2 separate regions of the Homo sapiens genome follow, and region 1 is linked to region 2. Evidence: read pairs that join two places in POLR2A ChIA-PET (ENCODE). Cell type or tissue: IMR-90. All regions are shown on one strand. Links, peaks and the distances in the headings refer to the core of each region. The heading gives the core; the rest is flanking DNA.

Region 1 (8,647 bases), core at 2,499-4,998, 220 kb after region 2:
CCGAGGGGCAGGACTCTCTGGCCCCAACCCCAGCCTGGCTCCAAGGAAGTCACCACTTTGTTCTGGGTACTGCTGACCGCCTGCCCACTCTGCGGCCCGACCCTGCTCTGTCCCGCAGCCTCTGCCGAATCTTCTGGTGCCTGGACCCTCTCTCCAGCCCCAGACTTGCCTCTCTCTGTCCCGTCATCGGTTCCCTCTGCCCCGGCCTGGCGAGCTGTCCTTGCCCTCAGCAAGGTTCCTTGTTCTGGTCACAAACAGCCCAAGGGCTAAGGCTCGGCTCCGGAGGGGCATGGGTGACCCAAGGGACACAGAACGGGGCTGCAGTTTCTTCAGGAGAGGAGAGCAAGGAGCCGAAACAGTGACTTTGCTTGGCCTGTTTGCATGGCTCAGAGGCAGGGCTGTGGGGGGAGGAGTGCGGCAGGAGGCCGGGGTGGGGGGTGCTGGCGGCTCCTTTGCTCTGCTGAGAACAGGAATCTGCGAGATGCCAGCAGAGGACACATCCCAGGCTTTGCCCACGTCCCTGCCCCTCCCCCAGCCCACCCGGCACGGCTGGGCTCTTTTCCTAGAGAAGTCAAGAGCGCTGAGCCCTGCCGGGAAGGCGAGGGGGACATGGGGACGGGAGCCAGAAAGCCCAGCTTGAGGGGAAAAATATGTGACCACAGCAAAAAGGGTACTCTGGGGGACCAGAAGGGGTCTGGGGGCGGGGGGTCTTAGGAGGAGACACAGGGCCGGAGAGTGGGGTCCGGGGGTCGGGGCTGGCACAGAACACAGCCCCCTCCCTTCCTCCCTGCTGGGGTGGGCCGTGGCTGGTGGAGAAGGCAGAGTGGCCTGAGTGGAGTTGGGGGGATGTAGTTTGGAGGCAGGGAGGGCTGGTTCTACCAGGACCCTCCGGATTCTTCTGGGCCATCCCCAAGTCCCCTGCCTGTGGCCAGTGGCCTCACTCTGTGTGGCAGTGGTATGGACAGCTATGGTCACTGTGCTAGCATTTGGAGCCACATCACCTGTGCGGGACCACGTAAATAGACCCAAGGGCCTTGGAACCTGTGTCAGGCAGGGCAACCGAGCAAAGATGAGCTGGGTAAGGGCCTGCCCAGCCCCCTGGCCACATGTGCCCTGCCCCCGGGCTCCTCAGCAGCCCTCCCCCTCTCCATCCCTGGCATCTCTCAAGGAATTGTGCTGGGATTTTAGGGGGCTTGGGGAAGGCAACGGAGGGTCCTTCCTAGGTGGCTCCCATCCCAGCCTGGCCCTGCTCATCATTTCTGGTTGGAAACCTGCATGGGGTGCGAGCTCAGCCTCAGGGGTCTTCTCCTCAGCTCCAGGCTGGCCTGAGTGTTGGTCGAGACCTGCTCTGCTGACTTACGTCGCCAGGGTCTCTGCCATGACCCCAGGCCAGGCCCAGGGAAGCCCCGAGTTTGATGCTGAAGACATAGAACTCCTTGTCAAGTGTTGGGGTGGTTCTGAAAAGGTGTCTGCCTTTTGGGGGCAACTCTGGCCATCAGAAAGGAGGACAGATCTGATGGTGGTGGGGGTGGGGACAGTGCATCTTCAGGGCAGGGGCGGGGTTCTGAGAAGGCTCCTGGAGGAGGCTTAACCAGAGAGGCAGGAAGGATTGGAACCTTCAGGGAGGGGTGGAAAGGCTCTCTTCAAACGGAAAATCTGGCCCTGAGGCCTCAGAGAGCAGCTTGGGAGAAGGGAGGGGACGCTGGAGGAGGGTGTCAAGGACCAGGGAACAGGTTATAGAAACAGTCAGGCCCTTGACTCCTGTCACTTCCCCGGGGCGCACAGCTCACGAGTGGACAGGGCTCTGTCCACAGAAGCCAAGGCCCCCGCTCCCTGGGGAGGAAGCTGACTGGTGCAAGGCAGGGTCGGGGCAGAGGGCAGTGGGTCTCATGGGCAGCCCTACGGCTGGGGCAGATGTGGGGCTCCCAGCAGTTCTGGTGACTTCGGCAGGGGTCCCCAGCCCTGCTGTGGCAGGGACAGGCCAGGTCCCCCGTGGCTCCATTGGAAGGTGCTCGTTGGGGCTGGGGGATCCCAGGTTCCCTGCAGCACCCTCACCCCAGCCTTTCATGCATTCTGGCCCCCATTCTGCCTCATCAGCAACAGCTATTTTTATTCCCTGCAGTTTTCAGTCAACAGCCCTTGTTGGGGGGATGGGGCTGCTGGAGGAGAGAGGGGGGCTCAAGGAACCCAGGGACAGTAGAGGTGGTGGGGAAGCCACAGTGCCCGGGCAGGGCCCTCTGCCAAGAGCCCTCGCGTAAAAGGAAAGAGTGAAACTCCAATAGTTGCTGGCCCCCATCCTGTTTTTGAACTGGATTGTGAAACCAGGCACCCCCACCTACCCCATAGGTGCTTGAAGGTCATGGTCCACCTCCTGATTAAGAGCCCAAGTTTCTTTCAAACCCTGAGGGCCAGGCTTCCAATCCCAGTTTACTATGTAAATACCATCTGGTGAGTTACTTATCTCCCCTGTCCCTCAGTGTCCTCATCTGTCAAATCGGGGTGATAACAGGATCAGGGTGAGAATTTGATGTGCTCGTGGACATGTGAGGTGCCTGGAACAGTGCTTGGCATGTAACCAGCTCTACATACGTGTTCAACAGTATTATTGTGGCTATTGCCAGTCTGTGACCCTGACATAAAATGTCTCATCCCAGGGAAAAGAAGAGAGAAAGAGTTACAAGAAGGATGGCTTTGTTCAGTTCTGGGCACCCTTCGGAGCTGGGGGTCAGGGATGGGCTTTTTTTCCCTATCTGGTCTCCCTTGGGTGAGGGACCTTTTTTTTTTTTTTTTTTTTTTTTTTTTTTTTCAGATAGAGTCTCACTCTGTCACCCAGGCTGGAGTGCAGTGGTGCAACCTCGGCTCGCTGCAACCTCCACCTCGCAGGCTCAAGTGACTGTCCTGTCTCAGCCTCCCAAGTAGCTGGGATTACAGATGTCCGCCACCACACCCAGCTAATTTTTTTTTTTTTTTTTTTTGTATTTTTAGTAGAGATGAGGTTTCACCATGTTGACCAGGCTGGTCTCTAACTCCTGACCTTCAGTGATCCACCTGCCTCAGCCTCCCAAAGTGCTGGGATTACAGGCTTGAGCCACCATGTCCAGCTGGGTGAGGGTCCTTCTATAAAGTGGACTGCAGAGCCCCTTCCATGAGGGCCTGTGGTTTGCAGATGTGGCCATGATGGCCATGACGCCAGAGCGGCAGAGCAAGGTCCTTCCAGCCCACCTTTCAGTAAGCTCTGCTGTCAACACTTAGCTTTTTTTGAGGTTGGCAAGTTCGTGATCAGTCTAGCTTTGGAGAAGGCTCTCCAAAGAGTAGCTGGGGAGGAAACACCCCTGGAGTACTTTCTGCAGTGGAGGACTTTCCCAGAGCGAGCGGCAGGGCGCATCTCCTGAAGGGGGCGTGCTCGTGGTCGTGGGAGCAGGGGAGCTGGGTGTCAGCCTTTCCTTCCTCCAGGTTTCAGGCTGTTACTGAAAAGCCTCTTCTCTAGTGCTGGTGACTGTGCCCCCAGCTCCCCTGTCTCAAGTCGGGAGGACTCGAAGGCCACCCTCCCTGGATGGCTGGGGACAGATGGAGGGAATGGGGAGCCAGGTTGCCTGGAGTTCTCCAGGCCCAGGAACAGGTGTGAGCAGGCCTCTTGGTGGCCTCTCCGTGGACCCACTGCTTTGAGGAGCAAGGAGGGGAAGGGAGGTGGCTCTATGTTCAGGGGCGATGTGTCTAAGGGCAGGGGAGGTGGGCTTAGATGTGTGTGTAGAGGATGTACACACACCAGTTTGGGGGGCCATCATGCTCAGGGGCTCCTTAAAAAGATCTGATGCCAGGCATGGTGGTACACACCTGCAGTCCCAGCTACTTGAGAGGCTGAGGCAGGAGGATCAACTGACCTCAGGAGTTTGAGCCCATCCTGGGCAATATAGTGAGACCATATCTCTAGAAAAGATTGTAAAAGAAAGATCCAAGCCAACAGAGGGCAGGAAGCCCTGGGCCTGAGTGGAACAAATTAGCCTCCCCACCCTTTTGAGCAGCTGGGAAATGACTCATAGAGGCAATGAGTGTGTGTGTGTGTGTGTGTGTGTGTGTGCGCGCGTGTGTGTGTGTGTACACTGGCGAGGGCATGTGCATGCATCTAAGTAGGCCATATGGGGGTCAGGGGATATATGAGGGTGAATTGGTGCAAATTGACCTGTGGTTCTCTTCCCCCCACTGACCCCTCCCACACACAGCTCCCAGCACAAAACCCCAGGAGGCCTGAGCACGACCCTGCCAGGGCCTACCAGATGCCGACCCCAGCCCACACCTCTCAGGGGCTTGGCCCAAGGATCTGGTCTGCCCTTCGAAGGGGATAGATGGTTGAGAGTCAGGCCAGTCCAGGGAGCAAACTGAGTGGGACCTCAACCTGGGCGGGCCCCGTGCTGAGGGAGGGCAACTATGCCCAGCCGAGTTCCCCAAGGGGCTGGAGGGAGGCCGAGTCTGTAGTAGCAGGCGCAGGGGCTTGGCATGAGAGAGAGCTGCGTTCAAGACCTGGCTCCACCGCTGGTTAGCTAGGATGATGAAAGCGAAGTCCCTGGGACAGTGCCTGGCACGTGATAAGCTCCAAATGAACATGTCCATGATAACTTTTCATCTAGAAATATTTCTCAAGCCTCCACCTCATGGGCCTGTGCACGTCAGCACTACAGGTGACTGCACGGAGATTTGGGGGCCAGAAACCAGCCCCTCCCACGCTATGGAAAATCTTTCCCAAGCTGACTGAAGCTCAGAATTCCACATCTTACAACAAATTCTTTTAACTTAAGGCTCAGACTTGGGAGGAGAAACCCACTCTGGAACCTTGTGTCTGGGGAGAAAAGGCTTCTGGGGCCGACAGATGAGCTGGGAGAAGTTAGTGGGAAGTGGGCACGGTGCCTGAAACCCAACCAGCATGTTTGTGGGCTTTTATTTCATCAGAACTGAGCCTGCTAGAAGCACTCTGGGTAGAGGAAAAGGGTCAGGTTTGGGAGAGGAGGAAGAAAGTTGGGGAAAAACTAACCAGTTGGCAGGGTGCGGTGGCTCATGCCTGTAATCTCAGCACTTTGAGAGGCCGAGGCAGGTGGATCACTTGAGTCCAGGAGTTCAAGACCAGCCTGGCCAACAAAAATTAGCCACGCATGGTTGTGGGCACCTGTAATCCCAGCTACTTGGGAGGCTGAGACTGAGAGAATCGCTTGAACCCGGGAGGCAGAGGTTGCAATGAGCCGAGATCGTTCGTGCCACTGCACTCCAGCCTGGGTGACAAAGTAAGACATTGTCTCGAAAGAAACAAACAAACAAAAACAAAAAAACTAACCAGTGTTCTTGGAGAGCCTTTGGAAATTGTCAGGGAATGGGGCTGATAGTGAAAGGAGGGCCTGCCCATGCATCCTGAATAGGAAACCAACCATACAGTAGGTGCAAAATAAACATGGCCACCACTGTTACTCTTATCCCTTGGGTAGAACAAGTTATTAGGCCAGTTGAATCAGGAGCTTAAAACAGGGAGGCTTGTTCTGACCCAGTGAGCCCCCATGGAAAATGCAATCAGCTTTAGCCCACCCCTCACGCAGGAGCCCACCCCCACATCACCCCAATTGGTTTCCGGAACTCTCTGGGCCTCTGAGTGTCTGGAGGTTTCCATCCGAGGCTCCTGGCTCCAGGCCTCCCTCCAAAGTCTCTCAGAGCAGATTTCCTCTGCAGAGTGTCAGGCCAGGAGGGGAGGGCCACCTGGGGTGACTTCCTCTAGGCCCCTGCCTGCCAAGGCACAGGCCACTCTTCCTCCTTTCCAGGCCCCAAGCGCTGGCAGAGAAACAATACAGCTACCCCCTTCCCGTCCCCACCCACAGCCTGCCCCAGCTGAGAAAATGTTGTGACTTGAGACTTACAACCCGGGGGACATAGGGATGGATTTTTCACTCCTGGAGCTGGGCCATAGCAGGAACACAGGAATTTGGGAAGTGGGCCACCCGGATGCCCGGTGCTGTCTTTGGCCAGGAAAAAGAAGTCTGGTCTGTTTCAGACTCCCAGGAAGTTCCAATTCTGAGCCCCCACTGCAGGTGAAGCTTGGGGGTGGGGGTGGGGTCTCCACTGGCCACAGATGGCACTGGATCATTTTGCTCCCAATCCATAGAGAAAACAGCTAGATCCTTGTGGGTGGCTAGCAGCTTTGCTAGAGATGAAGAGCATGCTTGGTTGGCAAGAGGGGAGGTGGCTGGTGCCTGAGCAAGGCCAGCAAGCAACCCGCCACCTCTGCATCTGGAAGGATGTGCCCTGGAGTTAACAGGGAAGGCAGTGAGGGGCAGATTACATTCATTCTCAATCTTCCAAAAGAGTACTTGTATTAGTTTTCATGCTGTTGATAAAGACATACCCAGACTGGGCAATTTACAAAAGAAAGAGGTTTATTGGACTTACAGTTCCACATGGCTGGAGAGGCCTCACAGTCATGGCGGAAGGCAAGGAGGAGCAAGTCACATCTTACGTGGATGGCAGCAGGTGAAAGGAGAGAGAGAGACCTTGTGCAGGGAAACTTTCCATTTTTAAAACCATCAGATTTTCATGAGACTTATTCAGTATCATGAGAACAGCACAGAAAAGATCCACCCCCATGATTCAATTATCTCCCACTGGGTCCCTCCTAACATGTGGGAATTATGGGAGCTACAAGATGAGATTTGGGTGGGTACACAGAGTCAAACCATATTAGTACCTTACAGTGGCTTTTTTTTATTATTATACTTTAAGTTCTAGGGTACATGTGCACAACATGCAGTTTTGTTACATATGTATACATGTACCATGTTGGTGTGCTGCACCCATTAACTCGTTATTTACATTAGGTATACCTCCTAATGCTATCCCTCCTGCCCTCCCTCTGCCCCACGACAGGCCCCTACAGTGGCTTTTATATTCCAGGCTGGCAGAGGCATGGCTGAGACCACTTGGGGGATTTCAGGCTGATGCACTTCAGCTGGGTGGATTTCTGGATGTTTGAAGAACTCTTGCCAAAAGTGTAGTTGTCCCATGAGGGAAGGTTCTAGAAGGATATAATGGGGATAGGGAGGGAGATCTGTCCTGAGATTTGCCTGGCCAATAATTTGGGACAGGATCAGAGACACTTAGCTGTGAGGGATGGCCTTGAACTGAAGGAAAATCAAGATCCAGCTGACCTTCAGAGGACTGGAGGTGAAGAGGTGCAATGAGCAAAAGGAACTTAAGTAAAGGAAGATGTAAAATCTTGCACCTGGATTTATATTAACCTTGTATCCTGCAACCCTGCTGTTATCATGATTAGTACTAGAAATTTTCGTGTTTATTCTGATTTTATACTTAGACAATCACATCATTTGTGAACAAAGATAGTTTTATTTCTCCCTTCCCAGTCAGAATACCTTTTATTTCCTTTTCTTGTCCTATTGCATTAGCTAGGACTTCCTGTCCAATGCTGGAAAGCTGTGGTGAGAGGGGACAGCCTTGCCTTGTTCATGATCTTAGTGGGAAAGCTTTGAGTTTCTCACCATTAAGAGCAATGTTAGGCCAGGCGTGGTGGCTCATGCCTGTAATCCCAGCACTTTGGGAGGCCGAGGTGGGTGGATCACCTGAGGTCAGGAGTTCAAGACCAGCCTGACCAACATGGTGAAACCCGGTCTCTACTAAAAAAAAAAATACAAAATTAGCCAGGCATGATGGTGCATGCCTGTAATCCCAGATACTTAGGAGGCTGAGGCAGGAGAATTTCTTGAACCCAGGAGGCAGAGGTTGCAGCCGAGATTGCTCCATTGCATTCCAGCCTGGGCAACAAGAATGAAACTCTGTCTCAAAAAAAAAAAAAAGAAAAGAAAAGAAAAACAAAGCAATGTTAGCTGTAGGTTTCCTGGTAAACACTCTGTTAACTTCAGGAAGTTTCCCTCTACTCCTAGTTTGCTGAGACTTCATCATGAATGGGAGTTGCATTTTGTCAAATGCTTTTGCTGTATCTATTGATATAATTATGTGATCTTCTTTAGCCTGTTGATGTGATGGATTACATTAATTGATTTTTTTTTTTTTTTTGGGACAAGGTCTCACTCTGTCACTCAGGCTGGAGTGCAGTGGTGTGATCACGGCTCACTGCAGCCTTGACCTCCTGGGCTCAGGTGATCCTCCCACCTCAGCTTCCTGGTTAGCTGCGACTATAGGTGGGCGCCACGATGTACAAAAAGTACACCCAGCTAACCTTTTGTACTTTTTGTAGAGTTGAGGTTTCACCATGTTGTCCAGGTTGTTATTGAACTGTGCTCAAGCAATCTGCCCGCCTCAGCTTTCCAAAGTGCTGGGATTACAGGGATAAAACAATGTTTCCAGTCTGATTTTCAAATGTTGGACCTGCCTGGCATACCTGAGATAAATTCCACTTGGTCATGGTGTATAATTCTTTTCATACATTGTTGGATTCAAGATGCTAATATTTTGTGAGGTGCACATGGGTTTAAAAGAAAAAAATCAGTTGCACAGTGCCTAAGAAGGGGAAGACCTAATTAGATCACAGCTCATGAGGAAAAGACCTAGGAGTGACTGCAAACCCCACCTTTGTTTGGGCTGCGGAAGAAGTGATGCCATCCCGGAATGAATGAACATAAAGGGTGTTCAGGCCAGGGAG
Region 2 (8,647 bases), core at 4,149-6,648:
TTGGTGGCGTGCACCTGTAATCTCAGCTACTTGGGAGGCTGAAGCAGGAGAATTGCTTGGGCCTGGGGGCTGAGGCTGCAGTGAGCTGAGATTGCGCCACTGCACTCCAGCCTGGGTGACAGAGTGAGACTCTGTCTCAAAAATAATAATAATAATAATAAAATAAGTAACAGAGGTAGGCTTTGGAGCCTTTGTGTGTCCTCTTCCTGCTTTTCCCATGACACCTCTCTGCAGAAGGTTCATGCCTAGACCTGCCTGGAGAATTCCTTGTGTTACAGGAGATGTATGAAAAGGAGAACTTCGTTTCCCTGGAGCAATTTTGAACCTTAATTATTGGTTTTAATCTTTAGCTTTTCAAATTCAAAGCTTGTTTGGCTTCTTAGTTAAATTAAAGGTATTATTCTCCCATCTATTTAAATGAGAATGCTCTAAAAATGGCAGCGTGATGTCCCTATTGCAAAAAAAAAAAAAAAAAAAAAAAAAGCTGGGGGTTGGGGAGAATTCTTTTAGGATCCAAAATAATATTTGTTTTTAAATTTCATTGACTTTTTTCCTTGTTCAAAGGAAATACATGGTTAATGTTTTAAAAACACAGGAAACCCAAAGAAAAAAAATTTTTTGATCACACTAGTGGAAGGGAATTACAGTTAATGATTTGGTATATATCCTAGTTTTTTGGGTTTTTAAAATTTCTGCATATATGAAGATATGCATCACATACATGCATACTCACCCACTCTTTTTGTTTTGATTTAATAGGATCATATATTTTGCAGTCTGACCTTTTTTCTTTCTTTCACATGGCAATATGTTATGACACTTTCTTCTTTAAGAGAAGCTGTGTTGAGTCTTGTGGATGTGACACCCTTAAGCTTAGCGTTAATAAATGAAGTGGAGCAAAAATGACTCACGCGTGGTTGCTGAGCTTTTTCTGATAGGGTGGTGCAGTGACTACCTGAAGTACGTGCTCTCCAAGTAAGTTCGTGCTAACTTTAGCAAGGAAAAATTGCGCTTATATTAACTCTAGTACCTAATGACTGACTGTGGCATTCAGTTTAAACTGGTTTGAGCACTGACTTGTCTTAGGAAGATTTTAATTTTAATCCAGTCAATCTTTAGTGTTTTTTTCCTACCCTCTTCTCAGATGTAAATTACTTAGTGTCAATCCAATCACTGTGATATGTCAAGAGTTTACTAACTACACAGGGTGCCGATGGAATGGGATTTTAATGTTATAGCACAGCCTGGTTGCTTTGATCTGATCACTGGAAGAATAAAGGCAACACTGTGATGCTGAGCACTGCAGTGGGCTAAGTGTTGGGTGTATTATCTCATTCAATCCTCGTCACAACCCTGTTCAGTTAGCGTATATGTGCTCATGCAGATGGAGGCCCACAGAAGTTAAGTTATTGCCCAAGGTCACACAGCTAGTGTGTGGTGGAGCCTTGTAGGACAGTGTTTTCTTTTAAGGAAGGTGTTTTGCCCACAGTGGCTAGGATAAACGTATTTGAATTTTCCTTGTAGAGAACAAGTACTTTAATGCTCTCATAGACTGACACCCCTAATCCAAGCAAACTGTCATAGACTAAGCATTTATTCTTCCTTATTGCTGTTTGGACAACTCTGATCACTTTGGTAATTCTTTTTTCATTCTTAGCCTTAACTTGTTTAGAATGGTTTCATTACTAAAGAGGAAAAGTATATTTTAGCCTGAAGTCTTTTGTTGGGTATGCGGTGTTGTTTTTAGAAACTGGGCTGAATGCATTCTCTATTTAGAAAAGGGACACTACTATGAATTAGAAGGATATGCTGTCTGTTACAAGCTAATTTCAAATGCAAATGTTCTTTGGACTTAGTTAATTTTACTGAATGGGAGATTATACTCTTGGGAACCGTTTTTAAACTATGGTACTTTAAAACATTTAGCAGCGTTGACATTAACTTTAGGACCCAAGTTTACTGTTATCTGTCTTCCCTAATATTCCATAAGCTTCATGAATGCATAGGCCCTGTCCATCTTGTTCATCTTGTATCCTCAGCACCTGCCACGTATTAGGTATGTGATAGGTAATTGTTGGCTGAATGGATGGGTAGATGAATGAAGGAGTGAGATTTTATCAGAAGATTTGAGCAGTGAGTTGGTATTGACCCTGTCATCTCCTGGTGATGTTGCTTTTTAAAAGAAATCCCTAGCTGGGCATGGTAGCCCACACCTGTAATCCCAGAGCTTTGGGAGGCTGAGGCAGAAGGATCACCTGAAGCCAGGAGTTTGAGACCAGCCTGGGCAACACAGCAAGATCCCATCTCTACAAAAAATTTAAAATAATTAGCCAGGTATGGTGGTGCATGCATGTGGTCCCAGCTACTCAGGAGGGTGAGGTGGGAGGATCACTTGAGTCCAGGAGTTTGAAGCTGCAGTGAGCCATGATAACACCACTGCACTCCAGCCTGGGTGACAGAATGAGACTCTGTCTCTAAAAAAATAAAATAAATCCTTGATGCTTGCTTTAAAAAAAATAGGGTTTAATAGGAGTGATCTTTTAAGAAAATGAAAATAATTACTAAAAAGTAAAGCTTTTGGTTGGGCGTGGTGGCTCACCCCTGTAATCCCAGCACTTTGGAAGGCCAAGGCAGAGGATTGCTTGAGGTCAGGAGTTCAAGACCAGCCTGGGCAACATAGTGGGACCACCATCTCTATAAAAGTTTTGTTTAAAAAGCCAGGTGTGGTGGCGCAGCTTGCAGTCCCAGCCACTCGAGAGGCTGAGGCAGGAAGATCGCTTGAGCTCAGGGGGTCAAGGCTGCACTGAGCCGTGATCATGCCACCGCACTCCAGCCTGGGCAATAGAGTGTGACCCTGTCTCAAAAAAACAAAACAAAAACAAAAACAAAAACAAAACAGTAAAGCTTTTCCTAAGCTTTTTTTCTGAAAGTGGACAAGCCAAGACAGTCCATCTTTAACAGGATTTGAAGCTTGACATTTGTTGCTTAGAAATCGACTGGTGACCCAAGTCTGCTCTCCTGTGACCAGTGCTCACGCAGTGCTGCCCTCCTGAATGCAAAGGGAGTAGTAGAAAGGCAAATACTGGCCGGGTGTGGTGGCTCACGCCTGTAATCCCAGCACTTTGGGAGGCTGAGGCGGGTGGATCACGAGGTCAGGAGATCGAGACCATCCTGGCTAACAGTGAAATCCTGTCTCTACTAAAAATACAAAAAAATTAGCTGGGCGTGGTGGCGGGTGCCTGTAGTCCCAGCTAGTCATGAGGCTGAGGCAGGAGAATGGCGTGAACCCGGGAGGCAGAGCTTGCAGTGAGCTGCGATCGCACCACTGCCCTCCAGCCTGAGTGACAGAGCGAGACTCCGTCTCAAAAAAAAAAAAGAAAAAAAAAAGGCAAATACTAAGTGGAGGATTGGAGAAGTGGGCAGTGATGAGTTCCAGATTTCCACTCTGCCTCCAGGTTGATGGCTTTAAAGTGATGTAGGAGATAGACCTTGGTTTCTTTATAAAACAGGCCTGTGAACTTGTTTCTAGGGCAAGCCAAAAGAGCCACTTATTGAAAATGTTTGATTTCAGGGGATAAGTGAGCTGGTTTGAATTATTTTGTGTACATCTGATCCAATTTAGTTGGTATTTACAGAAGATGGTGCAATTCTTGAGGGAAGGTACGGAAGCCTTTTTAAAAAGCTCACCAATATGGAAGACTATAATACCTGCCTGCGACCGAGATCTCCAAGACAGGCCCAGCCCAGGACCGAGATCCCGCATACTTTATGCCCTAAGAGGACTCCATATATGAGCTGTGAACCAGTCAGGCAGTGAGCTGGGTGCTCAGGGACTGTTTTAGGAGACCATGTGGTTTTGAACCTCTGAGCCGTATAAGTTCTCACTGATGGGTCCAGGAACTGCTTGCAGCCAGACTGGACTAAGAGTCTTGCCCCTTTACTGGTTCCATGAACAGTTCAAGGAGCATTGCAGTTTTTCTTCTGTGTAACTTCACATGCTGAGGAAAGAATGGAGAAAAGGAAAGTTTTTGTGTACTTTATCAGGGTCCTCACTGCAGACATATGTATTTATATATGATGCTGCAGCAGTGATACATTTATGGGATGACAAACCAAAAAGACCAATTTGCAGCCAAGTAGTAGCTAATCTCAAAGACTGTTGTGTGGTTGTCTAGGCCCTATGGTACTCCGCCGTCTCCCGCTCTGAACCCATTTGATCAGCAGCTGTACTGTCTAGAATATAAGTAAAAAAGAGGCCGGGTGTGATGGCTCACGCCTGTAATCCCAGCACTTTAGGAGGCTGAGGTGGGTGGATCATGTGAGGTCAGGAGTTCAAGACCAGCCTGGCCAACATGGTGGAACCCCCTTCTCTGCTAAAAATACAAAATTAGCCGGGTGTGGTGGGGCATGCCTGTAATCCTAGCTACTTGGGAGGCTGAGGCAGGCGAATTGCTTGAACCTGGGAGGTGGAGGTTGCAGTGAGCTGAGATCGCACCACTGTACTCTTATTGCCTGGGCAACAAGAACGAAACTCCGTCTCAAAAAAAAAAAAAAAAAAAAAAAAAAAGTAAGACCTCTATGTGGCCAAAGAGCTGTCACAAAGTCCACAGAAGAATTCTTAGGACCTCCTCCAAAGCTTGCTTGTTCTTAGTATGTTGGAGTTCATAGCTGATGAGAAGCAGCAAATAGGAGAAAGGTTGCTACAGGCATTCAACAGGAAGTGGCATGTGAATGCACATGGTATTGGCACAAAGGCCAATACCAAAATGTGAGAAGAAGCTCATAGGACTTAGAGCATGGTGGGCTGGGCAGGTTAGCTCAAGGCAAAGAGCCTCGTGTGTGCCACAGACCAATGGCATCCCTGTAGTGACACCCCCTGTGTGGTAGCCTTCAGGAGTTCTTATGTTGGGTGACTGTCTAGATGCCCTAAGCTGGGGACCTTGGGAAAGGGTGGGTTTGGGCACGGGGAAAATGGGGCATTTAGAGTCAGCAAACTGCACTTGGCATGTTTGCTTAGCCAAATCAGATGGTCCCTTGCCCAGGATTATTTTTAATTCAGAGCCATTCCTGTTGCACACTAACTTTCTACATGTTTATAATGAAAAGCTTCCTGAAGATTTCATAAGGGTCTTGGATTTATGTTTGAGTATATGACTCAGATGCAATTTTGAATTATATTCACGAGCAAATTCTTTATCTCAGATTTATAAACCACCAGCAGAACACAGCAGTAGCATATTGGTTTCCAGAGTGATAATCCATCTCTTTTTTAAAGATATGGCCTGCAAGTTTGACTAAAATTATATTTAGGCCATTGCAGAAACTAATAGAAATGGATTTTGGAGAACTTTTTTTTCTTTAGATTGTGTCACATGTAGATATTTAATAAGAGGGATAGGTTTTAAAAATAGGTTCCCTGAATATAGGCTTTGGTTTTGATATATAAAAGAATAATTTTGGGGGGAGGACATGATCAATTTTGAGGAGAAATTCCAATTTGTAAATTTAATCTCAATTTGTTGAAATTCTTTCAAGAAATTAGAGTAAGCAAGTCTTTAGGAGAAAATGGCCATTACATGCAGCCCAAAGAGACTTGGATTGCTTTTTGTTGGTCTCTTATAACTTAGAGTAAGGACAAGAAATGTGAGTGCATTTCTTTCTACATTATACTTTACTGAAAATATCCTGCCCCTATAATGGGTTACCTGAGTTTTTATGTATGGTTTTTATAAACATGGCTATTTCCCAGTGCCCCTTGTAGAATAGTTTTCAGGTGAGATGTTTGTTTGTTTGTATGTTTGTTTGTTTTGCCTCGCTCTGTCGCTCAGGCTAGAGTGCAGTGGCACAATCTTGGCTCACTGCAACCTCTGCCTCCCGGGTTCAGGCAATTCTCCTGCCTCAGCCTCCAGAGTTGCTGGGATTACATGTGCGCATCACCATGCACGGCTAATCAGTGAGATGTTTTGATGCAGGCAGCCCTCACTTACCAGAAGGTACCCCTTGTGTTGAAGTTGGAGAGGCAGCTGTGTGGAACGTGCTTCCTGAATTCCATAGGAACAATATGGTTAAGGATGTCAGGTAGTCCCAAAATGACTTTTTTGAACTTTCATTTTTAAACTATTTATTGATGAAAATATTAAATACAGACAAAAGTAGAGGCAATAGTAAAATGAACCCCCCATGTGCCTGACACCCAGTTTCAACAATTGTCAACATTTTGCCAGTTTTTCACTCAATTCATTAACTTATGGCATGGCTGAATTGTAATTCTGGTTACCTATATATAAGTACAGTTTTTAGCATCCTGAAAATACCTTCTGAACTCTGTAAGAAAAGTAGCAAAAACATCGAAGATTCTTATTGTAATTATTGTTCAATAATTAGCCGTTAAGAAGAGGTTTGCTGTACTCCAAAGATGAGTTTGCCAGCAAGATGGTTCTAGGGCATGAGCGTGTTTTTTTGTGGGTGCCCAGGCCATAGTTGTTGACTCACTGTTTTCATTCCATTGCTTCTTTCAGTGGTGTTCAAATGGGTTGCAGAAGACACTAATCAAGAAGAAAACAGTAAAGTTTCCGTCTGTATCAGTCTTTGCTCTTTCTAGTTGAGAAAGTAAATAAGCCTTGCTGATATTTAACATACAGATGACCATATATCGACTTTTGGCCAAAAACCTTGGAAATTATCAGTAAGACTCTGAAATACAGATTTACACTCAGGATCATCAACAGTGATCCTCACCTTGAGTGTATGTATTGTGCCTTAAGGTGTCAGCTGAAGATAGTACAAAGCTGTCATACTGGAAAAACTAAAAATTATCAAAAGGATAATTATTTCATCTTTTGCTCTTTATTTCTATTCTGTACTTTATATAAAAGCTGTATATATTGGGACATGTGTATAAATTATAAGTAAAGTATATATTTGTACATACCCAAAAAGTTGTTTGATAGAATGCGTGATCTGAAAAGTGACAGAGGCTGCTAATTTATTTGCTTGCTGATCTATTTATCTTACAATTTTAACCCTTGTTAATATGATTTAATGTTTATCATGTATTAATGTAACTCAGACCTTGGTCATTTCAGTGGTTCATCTGAGATCATTTTACCTTTCTAATTTGAATCCACGTTATCTCCTATTCTATTACTGTCTGTCAGTGCATTATAATTTCAAAAATGTTCTATGGCCACCTGAGTTTGGGAGATTCTGCACTGGAGGATAGGAGAGCAGGATAAAGCTGTGGCTTTAGCCCTGACTCCAGTGCTTCTAGTGTCACTGCTGGGAAGGTGACCTTGAAGCAGGCAGTTGGAGGATGTGGACGGTATTAACGGCGCTTCCCTCCCCTAATGGGCTTTCTTTCTTTTCTTTTTTTAATGTTCTTTATAGTGTCTTTGAGCAGCATTTATTTTGAATGTTGACTCCCTGCTTAAGGCTATCATTTATAGTATGAATTCTGGATGTCTGTGGGTCTGCTTGCCTTTCATGGGTAAAATCAAATTTGTATCTCAGGACCTATAAAGTTTATTAGACGGTCCCACCCCTGCCATATTCTCAAACTCCATGATCTATGGTGCTGTGTTTCTGATACTGATGATGCTGGTCCTAAACCATTAATACATCAAAAAAGGTTTAGGCTTGGTAAAGACAAAATCCTGCTTATGTTTTAGTTTTGGAGACAGAGAGTAATTACCTTTTTATGTGCTTCAGAGATGATTTTCAACAGGAGGGGCCTCAGGCCCTGGCTCTATTCTTGTGTAGGATTTGCTCCTTCCCTGATACACTTGATGAAGCAATGATACAGGGATCTGAATGACAGGTGGACTGAAATGCCAGCACAGCCACATGTCAGCAGGGTGAAAACATGCTGCATTGTTACTGCTGTCAGCCAGGCACACAGTGCCTGAATTCTCATCACTTCCTCGGGCTATAGGGCTGGCACTTTTCTCTGGTCAGCTCAGTATCAAGCTGAGCAATAGAGCATTGGCCTTGAACTTCTGATTGGCACTGTAACTGAAAGCACGGTAGTAGTTCTTCCAGACTTTATTATTTTGCAAAAGGTTAATTGTAGCTTTTAATCTTTTAAAATATTAAATGGCCCCTTTATAGATTGTGGTTTTGTACTTTCAGCCATACGTGGCTTCTAAATCCAGCAGAGAATTGAGAGAAACCCCTGACCTTTTACAAATGCCATCACAGGACCAGTCTGTGGGCCAGACAGCTGCAGCCTGGCTGACTGGGTCATTGTCCCCAGCGGGGTGCACTGTGTCCATTTTAACAGCTCTAGCTTCAGAAAGAAACAAAGCTTGTCTGAGTCACTTTAGTGTGGGTTGAGAGCATCTCAGAGTTTTCGGTTGAGCTGTTGAAATGGAATGTTGCTATCTATATGCCATATCTCTCTATACCCATTCCCATGTCTCATAACAAGGTTGGATGAATACTTTACCTGGTAAGAAATTCAGGCTTAAGAATTTTAGAACAGCTGAGCAGTGGATAGTTGGGCACTATATGGAGAACAGGATGAAGACCTTGGAGTTGCTGCTTCTCTCAAGATTCGACAATTGCTGAAATCTGGAAATTTCATTTGCAGCTTAATCCAGGGACTTGGTCAGATCCTGGGTGGGGGGAAATGGCTGATTAATGGTATCAA

Evidence for each region. Peaks named below come from ENCODE experiments on the same cell type or tissue, not always from the same donor. Only the 100,000 strongest peaks of a DNase experiment are listed, where the experiment ranks them.
Region 1: POLR2A ChIA-PET joins it to region 2 with 17 read pairs; 1 of 35 experiments calls an interaction of 5 or more read pairs at or near these places.

Annotation. Positions count from the first base shown.
Region 1 is chr17:63,980,664-63,989,310 of GRCh38, reverse strand. No RefSeq gene overlaps it. Among named protein-coding and RNA genes, the nearest start is that of SCN4A, 12 kb to the right of the region's middle. RefSeq lists enhancers at 1,341-1,892, 1,893-2,446. In IMR-90, for the core only: a CTCF peak has its summit at 3,961 (motif pointing right); a DNase peak (open chromatin) is centred at 4,030.
Region 2 is chr17:64,202,471-64,211,117 of GRCh38, reverse strand. The region is part of intron 2 of TEX2 (testis expressed 2); the gene reads left to right. Among named protein-coding and RNA genes, the nearest start is that of TEX2, 56 kb to the left of the region's middle. In IMR-90, for the core only: no CTCF peak of the experiment used is centred there; a DNase peak (open chromatin) is centred at 5,107; H3K27ac peaks cover 210 bases.